2 separate regions of the Homo sapiens genome follow, and region 1 is linked to region 2. Evidence: chromatin contacts called from ENCODE Hi-C or POLR2A ChIA-PET data. All regions are on one chromosome and are shown on one strand. Each heading gives the region's core, a stretch centred on a gene start or an enhancer-like site at or near the end of the contact. The rest is flanking DNA. Distances are from core to core; before and after follow the strand shown. Region 1 holds the start of LINC01291 (long intergenic non-protein coding RNA 1291). Region 2 overlaps HK2 (hexokinase 2).

Region 1 (2,845 bases), core at 68-2,567, 67 kb before region 2:
GCTAGTTGCTTAGAGTATCAATGAAATGGCAATGTATCAAAATGTGTAGGACTTACAGCAGTAGATAGAAATTATAACTTCAAACACAAGTAAAACTGTAAATTCAAGAAGTTGGAATAAGATCAACAGAGCCAAGAAACAAGAAGGAAAAATAAGTAAAGAAAGGCAAAAATCAATAAAATGGAGAAGGAAAAAACAGAAAGAAATGACCAAATCAAAAGCTAATTATTTGAAAAGATTAGTGAAATAAAATTCTGGCAAGACTGATCGAGAAAAAGAGTGAGAAAGGCCAGGAACGGTGGCTCACGCCTGTAATCCCAGCACTTTGGGAGGCTGAGGCGGGCGGATCACAAGGTCGGGAGTTCAAGACCAGCCTGGCCAATATGGTGAAACCCCATTTCTACTAAAAATACAAAAATTAGCTGGGCGTGGTTGTGCGCACCTGTAATCCCAGCTACTCAGGAGGCTGAGCCAGGAGAATCGCTTGAACCTGGGAGGCGGAGGTTGCAGTGAGCCGAGATCACACTATTGCACTCCAGCCTGGAGCAATAGAGTGAGACTCCGTCTCAAAAAAAAAAAAAAGAAAAAAGAAAAAAAGAAAAAGAGTGAGAAAATGAAATTGCAATAGATAAAACCTACAATGAAAAAGGGGGAAAAACAATTACAGGCACAACAAAGATGAAAGAATAATGTAATTGCAGTAACCCTTCTGAAGTAACGTTGTCAAAATATCAAACCTAAACCTGATCATGGATTTGAGATGGGATAGTTCCTTTGACCCCCTTCATGGGCAGGAACTGGAGTGGCTCGTTTCACTCAGCCCGTCACTGGCCACTCCTCGCATGGGGGAGCGTAAGAGCAAGCGGGTGCAGGAACCCAAGCAAACGAACCCCAGAACCCGCCGGTCGCTCCTCTCTGGAGGGAGCAGGCTCTATGCATGCTACACAGCAGTGTCCATGCATGTTTCAACCAGCGCTCTTTCAGCTCTGCCGTCCAGGTACGGCCAAGTGCCAACCAGCTCAGTGGAGAGTCAGGGTGGTAGCCCCTGCCCTCTTGGCACCTGAGTTCTCGTTTGGCGTCCAGGAAGAATCAGCTCACACGAACCGTTTGAAAGGTGATGAATGCGGAAGACTTCATTGAGCGGTGGGTGGCTCTCAGCGGAAAGGGAGGCTGGAAAGCAGATGGGAACGTGAGCTTTCTCTGAAGCCCGGCAGTCTCCGGCCAGGTCCCTCTCTGAAGCCGCACCGTCTGAAGTTAGCCGCATCTATCCATTGTCTCTGACACTCAGCTGCGTGTATCCTCGCCGCTCAGCCGCTTCTATTGCGCTGCCAGCTGAAGTCTTTTATGGGCACAGGATAGGGGCGGGGCAGGCCAAAAAGGCAACATTTGCTTGGAAAACCAGGATCACCTGTTTTCACTTAGGGCGGTGGTTCCTGGCTTAGGGGTGGGGTTTAGCTGGGAGCCCAGCCCTTCTGTATCAGATTGAGATTTAACTACCAATTTACAGGAATACAGAGGACAAGGGAACGTGTCAAACTAGAGATGCAATCATAGGAAACTCTGGGAGGAAAACAGAAAGCTGAAAAGAAACAGAGGTTATGAGAAATTAAAAGGCAGGTCTGCCAAGTGCAATGTGTAAACTTTGGATTCTGATTCAAATGACAAAGTTATCTCCCCCGCCAAAAAAAAAAAAAAAGACATTTGTGAGAAAATTGGAAGTTTAAACACTAATGGGGAGTTTCTTGATGTTGATAAATTATTATCTGGGGAGGAGGTAATGACACTGTGAACAGGTTGAAAAAGAGTCTTTGTCTTTTGAAGATTTTTACCGGAGCATTTGCAGGTGTCATTATACAATGTCAGAGATTTACTTCAAAGAATTGTGAGGGGATGTGGGCGGGGCTCTAGATGAAACAACATTGGCCATGAATTGATAACTGCTGAAGCACCAGAGGTTTATCAATCCACTTTTGAATGTATTCGAAATTTTCTAAAAAAAAAAAAAGTTTTTAGAGTATTATGAACAACTGTATCCAAATAATGTGAAACTTTAGATATTATAGACAACTTTGTGGGGAAATACTAAATGCCAAGATATAGTATACTTGAATAGACTAACAAGCATTAAAGAAATTGAAACGCTAATCATAGCTCCTCTCCCTAAAGCCCAGATAGCTTTACAAATATGCTCTACCTGTCTTCAAGAGACAGATTTTTTTATCTCACAAATTGTTGCAGCAAGTGAAAAAGAGAAAATTGTCCAGCCTTTTTTATGAAGCTAATGTAATCTTGATTCAAAACTAGATTGGGCCAATACAAAAAAAAAAAAAAATTACATGCTCATTGTATTTCTGAATAAGTGATATGGTTTGGCTGTGTCCCCACCCAAATCTCAAATTGAATTGTATCTCCCAGAATTCCCACGTGTTGTGGGAGGGACCCAGGGAGAGGCAATTAAATCATGGGGGTTGGTCTTTCCTGTGCTATTCTCATGATAGTGAATAAGTCTCACGAGATCTGATGGGCTTATCAGAGGTTTCTGCTTTTGCTTCTTCCTCTTTTTTTTTTTTTTTTTTTTTAGACAGAGTCTTGCTTTGTCACCCAGGCTGGAGTGCAGTCGCTCAATCTTGGCTCACTGCAACCTCCGCCTCCCAGGTTCAAGCAATTCTCCTGCCTCAGCCTCCTGAGTAACTAGGATTACAAGCACCCGCCATCACATCTGGCTAATTTTTGTATTTTTAGTAGAGACAATTTCACCATGTTGGCCAGGCTGGTCTTGAACTCCTGACCTCATGATCTACTCGTCTTGGCCTCCCAAAGTGTTGGGATTACAGGCGTGAGCCAC
Region 2 (2,766 bases), core at 21-2,520:
AAATGATTTCCCCTGTGGAAAGCCAGGTCTGGGAGAGATGTGAGGATGAGTGAGCAAGTATTTAACTGACAAACTCCACAGCAGAAGAATATGAAATCCCAAGTAAGCAGCCTCCACAATGCCCTCTGAAGCCTCTGCTCTTCTCTGGGTTAGTTACCGGGGAGACAGAGGTTAGGGAAAAGGAGCTGGAACTAACCCTGTGATCATTCAGCACAACTGTGTCTCCTGCGACATCGCAAGGATGCTTCAACCTGAAGTGCACTAATGTCCCAGGCATCCCAGAGACCTCGAATGGGGGAGCCACCTCTGTAGAGGACCAGAAGAAAAGCAATTTAGAGGAAGAGCTTAAGGATGGATCTCCTACGCCCAGGAAAGAGAAGGTTTTAGAAGCACGGTGGACGCATCCTTCTTCCCTGGCTTCAGGAACTTTCCATCCTTCTGACTTCTCTGTCCTCTGATTCAATCCAACGTCACACAGAGACACAAATGGACCTGAAACCACTTACTCTAAAAGAAGCTCTTGGGAGTTATCCAGGGTAAAGCAGGGCCTCTTTTTGCTCCTGTCCAGGCGGACGGTGCAGTGGGACATCTAAGACTGTGTCTCTCCCTATGTACAGATGCTCCGACTTACAATGAGGTTATGTCCCGATTAGTAAGTCAAAAATGCATTTCGTACACCTAACCTACCATCGAACACAAAGCCTATTTTACAATAAAGTGTTGAATATCTCATGTAATTTATTGAATACTGTACTGAAAGTGCAAAACATAATGGTTATATAAATACTGAAAGTACAGGTTCTACTGAATGCGTATCACTTTTGTGCCATTGTGAAGTCAAAAAAAAATCAAGTTGAACCATTGTTAAGTACCAATACTTAATACATAAAGCATTGACTATATGTCAGGCACAGTTCTCAGAGCTTGACACCTGTTAACCCTCTTTCTCTTTCATTCTTACAACTACTCAATTAAAGTGTTATCCAAACAATCTTTGCATTTTATAGGGAAAAGAAACTGAGGCCTAGACAGGTAGAGTAACTGACCCAAGCTCACACTGCGTGTTATGCAGAAAGCCAGAGTTCAACCCCAGGGAGCCTGACTCCAGCTCATCAAACAGCCTCTCCCAGTAACTGTCAGGCTGTCCCTCAGTGGATGTCACTGGCCTACCTCCTCTGCTCCCCAGCTCAAGTGCCTTCTGAATTTCCATTACACCAGCTCACATGCCTGTCTTGTTGGGAAGCCTGGCTCATGCCCAGCCTCCATGGAAACTACAGCAGCACCAGGGTGAGCATCTTCCAAGGGCAACTGACTAAACTCCTCTTGCTGGCTTTCTGGAGCACTTGTATTGCCCACATTTCTCTGGTTGAGAATACAGAAACAGCAACTAGCTCCCGTTCCCTGGAAACCTGCCCCCCAGCAAGGAACTGTGGGCATCTGCAGACTGCTGTGAACTGTAGACCTCATCTTAAGTTCGTCTTTTGTAGAAGCCCATTTCCCACCATGACGGTCACAAGACATGGCACACTGTTGACAACTCAGGGCTCTGATCCCAACTAGGGCTACTAACTTGCTGTATGACCATCAGCAATACACCTGAAAACTGAAGGGGGTGGCAGGGATGGACCATGTTCTTCTAAAGCAGTTTCTCAAATTTGACACTGTAGACATTTTGGGCCAGGTAATTTTTTGTTGTGGGGAGCTATCTTGTGCATGGTGGAATATTCAGCAACATTCCTAGCCTCTGCTTACTAGATATCAGTAACACACACTCACCCAAACCTGCCTCTGCTTACTAGATGTCAGTAACACACACTCACCCAAACCTTTGTGACAACCAAAAATGTCTCCAGACATTGCCAAAGTCCACTGGGGTATAAAATCACTCCTACTTGAAAACTACTGCTCTAAATGAAGAATTTTAAAAAGATAGGCTTTGTCTCTGGAAATTTGAGTAAGGTGGAAATTCTTGCTCTTTATGATAGGCTGGGATAGCCCCTCACAAAAAACGTATCTGTCCCAAAATGTCAATAGCACCAAGGCTGAGAAAACTGCTTTAAAGATAAGCAGAAAGAGCCACTCCAGCACAAGGAAGCATGGTGTGTGATCCACAGAGTGTGATATGAAGACGTGTCCAGTGAGCTATGGGGATTTAATTTGCCACATCCCAACCCCCACAGCTTTTTTTTTTTTTTTTTTTTTTTTTTGAGACAGAGTCTTGCTCTGTCGCCCAGGCTGGAGTGCATTGGTGCGATCTCAGCTCACTGCAAGCTCCACCTCCCGGGCTCAACTGATTCTCCTGCCTCAGCCTCCCAAGTAGCTGGGACTACAGGTGCCTGCCACCACGCCCGGCTAATTTTTTTTTTTTTTTTTTGTATTTTTAGTAGAGACGGGGTTTCACCGTGTTAGCCAGGATGGTCTTGATATCCTGACCTCGTGATCCGCCCGCCTTGGCCTCTCAAAGTGCTGGGATTACAGGCGTGAGCCACCGCGCCCGGCATAACCCCCACAGCTTTGAAAAGGCAAAGACAGACTACGTACAGTGTTGGAAAACAAACCAAACCTGCTGACTTCAAAGCTCAACGATGATAATGAGGAACGTCTTATCAAGATGTGGTCTTTTAAACCGGAAGTATCTGAACAAAGGAAGCCAGTTTTCTGGGGCTCCAAGTTCTTTCAGTTCATCAGATCTCCTTACTCCCATTGCCAACTGTGGTTTGTGTTGCTCTGATTCCCCCCTTGGAAAAGGACCTCCAATTGCCCCAA

Evidence for each region. Hi-C counts contacts between places; a loop is a spot of excess contacts on that map. ChIA-PET counts read pairs that join two places held with the same protein, here RNA polymerase II (POLR2A). Pooled maps may share reads with other maps.
Region 1: POLR2A ChIA-PET joins it to region 2 with 14 read pairs in activated T-cell. The contact joins the promoter of LINC01291 here to the enhancer-like site in region 2. A Hi-C loop is called at or near these places in 4 of 50 pooled maps. POLR2A ChIA-PET finds 5 or more read pairs at or near these places in 4 of 52 experiments (CD4-positive, alpha-beta T cell, HEK293T, PC-3 and 1 more).

Annotation. Positions count from the first base shown.
Region 1 is chr2:74,907,433-74,910,277 of GRCh38, reverse strand. LINC01291 (long intergenic non-protein coding RNA 1291) reads right to left here and starts at 1,317. Exons shown (of 5, transcript NR_189601.1): 1 at 1,105-1,317.
Region 2 is chr2:74,840,320-74,843,085 of GRCh38, reverse strand. The region is part of intron 1 of HK2 (hexokinase 2); the gene reads right to left. Among named protein-coding and RNA genes, the nearest start is that of HK2, 7.6 kb to the right of the region's middle. Within about 2 kb of position 1,270, at least 6 of the 41 ENCODE cell types and tissues checked have a DNase peak (open chromatin) inside an H3K27ac peak, as active enhancers do.